Regions from separate parts of the Homo sapiens genome. Here region 1 is linked to region 2. A link is an interaction called in ENCODE POLR2A ChIA-PET data of the cell type or tissue named here. Cell type or tissue: OCI-LY7. All regions are shown on one strand. Each heading gives the region's core, and the rest is flanking DNA. Links, peaks and the distances in the headings are about the cores only. Region 1 overlaps OSBPL10 (oxysterol binding protein like 10). Region 2 overlaps OSBPL10 (oxysterol binding protein like 10).

Region 1 (2,913 bases), core at 109-2,608, 120 kb after region 2:
ATGCTTTAGTCCCAGCTACTTAGGAGGCCGAGGTGGAAGGATACCTTGAGTCCGAGAGTTGGAGGTTATAGTGAGCTAATCATGCAGCATGCACCCCAGGCTGGGGACACAGCAAGATCCCTGTCTCTGGCAAAACAAAAACAAAAACAAAACAAAACAAAACAAAACCATGACAACCAAATGCGATACCTACCCTAAACTAGATCTGATTTTACACTGACATGGAATTAATTGGAATACAGACAGTAGATAGGATAAAGGCATTTGATAACTGTCCTGTGGTTATACAGAGAATATCCTTGTTTTTAGAAAGACACACTGAAGCAGTTAGAGGTATTTAAGGGGAAAAGGCCTTACCCTTAAATTAGGAAAAAGTTTCATTCATTTATTCGTATAATAATTATGTGTGTTTATGTGTTTATTTTAAAGTGGGGAAGGAGAGAACAGAGGGAACAAATGATAAAACAAATGGGGTAAAATGTTAGTAATTGGTAAAACCGAGTAAAGGATACGTGGTGGGTTTTCTTTTCAACTTTCTATAAGTTTGAAATTATTTCTTTGTCAACTTTTAAAAATTATATATTGTATGTGTGTTATATAAAACTGTAAAATTATATATAGTCTAACACTTTTAAAAACATTCTTTTTTAAAAAGTATATATTCTTTGGGAGAAGTTACCTATTAATCATTTCCATGTTAATAATATGAATTTTAAGAAAAGTAATTTATTCATTTGCTATTGTCTTAGCTGAGACTAACCACAAAGGAACTGAGTGGCTAAGAAAATGTGGGAAAGGAGGCATTATGGGCCAATGGCAGCCAGGCTGATGCAGAGAACTGGTTAGAACACTTGGGCTTGGAGAGTGAGGCGCACAGTGTATTGTGGAAGATGACGTTTAAAAGGAAGATCAGAGCAGGCCTTTGATAAAACCACCACTGGGGTCAGTTTGGCCTTTACAGTTAGGCAATCTCTCTAGACCATTCTGTATGCTATCTTTGGGATAAAGTTATCCTTAAAAAAAAAAAAAAACTTTACTGAGATATAATGTATATATCATGAAAGAAGGTTGTGAGTGACCTTGACCAATATTTTATACAGATAGATGAACATTGTTATGCCAGCATCTATCAAACTTGATCAAAATGCCAGGCGCAGTGTTAAGTACTTTAATAGATATTATTTAGTTTAATCCTTACAATATCCTTATAAGATATGTCTTGCTTTTTAAATAGGCAATGAGGATAAAACCCTGAAACGTTATAAATAACTGCCTTAGGTTGCATATCTGATAAGGGGCTGCATTTTGGAGCCAGGCCTTGCTGCTCCAGCACCACTGGACTGGGCTGCTGCCTCATGTGTGTGATCCCTGATGTGTGGGTGGTGCAGCCAGGTGAGAGCAGAGGCTCTGTCTCAAGTTAGAACAGAACGTGCAGGTGCTTCCTGAAATGTGGCAGAAGTGAGCTGACGTGTCTCAGCCCAAGAAGAGAAGAAAAACTGTGTGAATAATAATAAGTAGGAAAATGAAGATGCCTGGGGAGTTAATTGAGCATTTTGGGGTTAATATTTAAGTAGAGTCAGTTCTGGGCTGGGCAAACTATAGCATCGATCCTTTCTTCCTTCCATTCATCCAATCTGTATTCCAAGGTGGCTAACCTTGATTTGCATTTTTCTTTCTGCCCAGCATTGACCTTCCCTACCACTCTTGCCTGTGGTACAAATTAGATGATCCTGTTTCTCTACCATAGACTTTACCTCCATCATCTTGTATTCTTAGCTGCTTTTCCAGCCCTTCACAGACCCCTTGATGCTGACCCTCAGTAACCTAGACAGGTTATCAGGAACTACACTGAGGGTTAGGATACAGGGTCATTTGAAGTGGAACTCCATGTTTTGTTAATTAGTTGGCACCTGCCTTCACAATCTTTCTTCCCTCTGAATCCTCTTTAGGCCAGGTCAGGAACTAGAAAAGGTTGCTGATGCCTGACTACCTGTATTAGGATATTTATTTTTCATTCATCTACTTGGCAGCTTATCTTAATGGCATCTTCCGTCCCTCCTAAGCCTTGTTGCTTGGCAGATCTGCATACCTCTTTGGACTAAAAAACTCTTTTTCATGTGAAAAAAACCTTATGAACTCCAGTGCATTGCATTGGGCAGTAGGCATTTATAAACTGCCTACTATGTGGGGCACATTGCCCTTGGTACTCTTTCTTTACAACTTATAGCATAGAACCTTTAAATTCCTAGATTCTCATCATGTATTCATGTGTTAAAACAAACAAAACAGGAATAGCCAGGCGTGGTGGCTCACACCTGTAATCCCAGCCCTTAGGGAGGCTGAGGCAGGCGGATCACTTGAGGTCAGGAGTTCAAGACCAGCCTGGCCAATATGGTGAAACCCCGTCGCTACTAAAATTAGAAAAATTAGCCAGGCATGGTGGCGTGTGCCTGTAGTCTCACTTACTTGGGAGGCTGAGGCAGGAGGATTGCTTGAGCCTGGGAGTTGGAGGTTGTAGTGAGTCGAGAGCATGCCACTGCACTCCAGCCTGGGTGACGGGAGCGAAACCCTGTCTCAAAACAAACAAACAAACAAAAAAAGGAAAAAACTTCCGTGCCACAGGAGTAGCTTGCTCAAATGTCACAAAAATGTGTTTTTCTCCTGTAATAATTGTAGTAAATAGTGCACTGTCGTTCATAGGTTTCTTTCACGTGCATCACCTCATCCCAGGGTTTTCCCACCTTGGTACTATTGACATTTTTGGCTGGATAATAGTTGTTGTGAAGCGGTTGTCATGAGCATTGTAGGATGTTCAGCACATCCCTGTACTCTTTACCTCCTGATAGTGTACCTCCTTCCCCCCGACCCCCTGCCCCCGACTGCCGGTTGACAGACTTTGCTGAATGCTTTGGG
Region 2 (2,913 bases), core at 213-2,712:
TGGCTCCCCATCCTGGCCATCTTCATGTTGCTACCTGGAGAGCTTTTGGAAAACAGGACTGCCACTTCCTCATGTGCATGGCATTGCTTCTGAGAGGGGCAGTCTAGGGAGAAGCTGTGTAGTCCTTCTTACCTTTCCAGCTTTGTCTCCTTTTGGCCAAATGACCTTGGGCAAGTTATTTAACTCTTTGGGCCTTGGTCTCTCCATCTGTAAAATGATATGAACCTCGCAGTGTTGTGAGGCCACCACAGGCACCAGTCCTGTGCTTGGTGCACAGTAGGTCCTCAGCAGAAGTTTGTGAGTGAGAGTCTTGTATTTTAGATAGACTAGTGACTAGCTTTCTGGAACCTAGGGGTTGCATTGGTGGTCACTTAAGCCCCAGCCTTGGCAAATCTGCAGGTGTCTTAGCCCTGCCTCTCATTACATGAGGACCCAGTTGACTTAAGCCATTTGATTTGCCCAGTGGCTGTCTGCGTTTGGTGTGCTTCCTCAGAGGCTGCTTGTGGACAGTTGTCTGAGGACTCTGGGAAGAAAGAAGCCACATGGATGGGCCTTTGTGTCCTGAAAGAAGGGTTGAAATGATTGTGCCGGAAACGTGGGAGGCTTTTTGCAGTTCTGCCTGGCTCCCACTGATGCGATTTGGGGCCAGGCCAAGACAGAATTAAAAAGAAAACCATCCAGAATTTGAATTTTGATAACCTAGACTGGACTGAATATGGTCACAGCCCAGAAAATGCTTTATTTGTGCCTCATGCAATGATATCAATAATAATGATAAAATTAGGAAACATTATATATGGTCTTTTGTTGCAAGTCTGTTCCTTGAAGGTCAGAGAAGGCATTTGCACCATGAATAATCTTTTCTTTTTGTGTTGTAGTTTTTAGGGGACTATTTATGTTTTTGTGTGGTTTAGTCCCTTTCTATAAATATATTGATGAAAATACAAAGAGTTGAAAGGCAACCAATATCAGTTTTTAGTCACTCTTTTCCAGGATGTTTTAAGTATTTATCTGCACGGCCAGCCTTGTGGCCTGTGCAGGCTGCCATGAGTGGTTGGGTGGGATTGGACGTTTTTTGGAAAGTGGTGGGGTTCAGGTTCTCCTTATGTGTGGGTAGAACTGGGGGCTCTGTTCTGGCCTTGTGTTCAGGGCAATCGAGTAGATTAGGTGACTGATGCAAATGATCCTCACTCAGCCGTCTCTGCAGTGCTCACTCCGTCAGAGCTGTGTGGGCTGCTAACAATGCAATGAAAACCACCGCTGCAGCTGATCTGGGCTTTTTGGTTGTTAAGTAGAGTCTGGGCAGAGTCGGGAAACTTTCTTTTTTCTTTTTGAGACAGAGTCTCGCTGTGTCACCCAGGCTGGAGTGCAGTGGCGTGATCTCCACTCACTGCAACTTCCACCTCCTGGGTTCAAGCGATTCTTCTGCCACAGCTTCCTGAGTAGCTGGAATTACAGGCGTCCGCCACCACACCCAGCTAATTTTTGTATTTTTAGTAGAGACGGGGTTTCATCATGTTGGCCAGGCTGGTCTTGATCTCCTGACCTCAGGTGATCCGCCCGCCTTGGCCTCCCGAAGTGCTGGGATTACAGGCGTGAGCCACTGTGCCCGGCCCAGAGTTGGGAAACTTTCTAAGCCCTGAGTGAGGTGGCAGCACCATCCCCCAAACATACTCCTCTTTGCTTGAAATTATGCCTGGTGGAATTTTTATACCCCAAATATTTTTGAGCGCTTTTTATGTATATGTCAAATGCCATGTGAGAAGCAGGAGACAGGAGGAAGAAGCACAGGCCCTACCTTAAGGAGCTGACAGTCCATAACAGAGGGGAGCAGACTTTTCTGTAAAGGGCCAGATAGTAAGTAGGTTAGACTTTGTGGGCTATACAGTCTTCATGGCAACTACCGAGTGCTCCTTTGTAAATAAGTGGATGTATCTGTGTTCTATAAAACTTTATTTATAAAAGCTGGCGGTGGGCTGATATAGCCTGTGAGATGTAGTTTGATCATCCTTTCCCTATAATTACACTTAGATTTCTTATGCAAGTAGTTGAGGCAGCCCAGTGTTGGGGCTAAGAGTGTAGTTTCTGAGGTCCAGTAGCCTGTTTTTAAATCCCAGCTCTACTCTTTGCCTTGGACAAGCTATTTGACCTTTATGTCGCAGTTTCTTTATCTGTAAAATGGGGATAATATGGTGTCTGTGTCATAGAGTTTTGGGGATCAACTGAGAAGCTGTGTATAAAGGGTTTAGGACAATGGGTGGCACATAGAAAGCACTCATTAGGGCCAGGTGCAGTGGCTCATGCCTGTAATCCCAGCACACTGGGAGGCCGAGGTGGGTGGATCACCTGAGGTCAGGAGTTCGAGACCAGCCTGGCCAACATGGCGAAACCCTGTCTCTACTAAAAATGCAACAATTAGCGGGCATGGTGGCATGCGCCCGTAATCCCAGCTACTTGGGAGGCTGAGACAGGAGAATCGCTTGAACCCAGAAGGCAGAGGTTGCAGTGAGCCAAGATTGTGCCACTGCACTCCAGCCTGGGCGACAGAGCAAGACTCCAGCTCAAAAAAAAAAAAAAAAAAAGAAAAAAGAAAAAAAAACAGAAAAAAAAAACCAACTCATTAGATGCAGCAGTACAGGTGGTGAGTGCTACTGCAGAGGAAGCACCTGGGAGTGGGAGCAGCTGCTCCACTTGGGAATAAAGGGCAGAAGTCGCAGGTGGAGGAAGACCTTCTAGAATGTTGAAGAGAAGAGTTCATCATGCAGACAAAGGCTTCAGCAGGGCGTCCCTGGTAGAAGGCTCTGTGAGTACAAATGTTTGGAGGCATGAAAGGAGATAGGTTTAGTATGGCTGGAATGCAGGTTGTATGTGGAGTGTGGCCAGAGATGAGACTGTAAAAGACAGACTAGGCTA

What was found. Peaks named below come from ENCODE experiments on the same cell type or tissue, not always from the same donor. Only the 100,000 strongest peaks of a DNase experiment are listed, where the experiment ranks them.
Region 1: POLR2A ChIA-PET joins it to region 2 with 8 read pairs; 1 of 35 experiments calls an interaction of 5 or more read pairs at or near these places.

The regions. Positions count from the first base shown.
Region 1 is chr3:31,852,259-31,855,171 of GRCh38, reverse strand. All of the region lies in intron 3 of OSBPL10 (oxysterol binding protein like 10), which reads left to right. Among named protein-coding and RNA genes, the nearest start is that of OSBPL10, 130 kb to the left of the region's middle. In OCI-LY7, for the core only: no CTCF peak of the experiment used is centred there; DNase peaks (open chromatin) are centred at 871 and 1,411; H3K4me3 peaks cover 1,420 bases; H3K27ac peaks cover 2,455 bases.
Region 2 is chr3:31,970,809-31,973,721 of GRCh38, reverse strand. The region is part of intron 1 of OSBPL10 (oxysterol binding protein like 10); the gene reads left to right. Among named protein-coding and RNA genes, the nearest start is that of OSBPL10, 9.0 kb to the left of the region's middle. In OCI-LY7, for the core only: no CTCF peak of the experiment used is centred there; DNase peaks (open chromatin) are centred at 421, 1,231, 1,882 and 2,691; H3K4me3 peaks cover 2,500 bases; H3K27ac peaks cover 2,500 bases.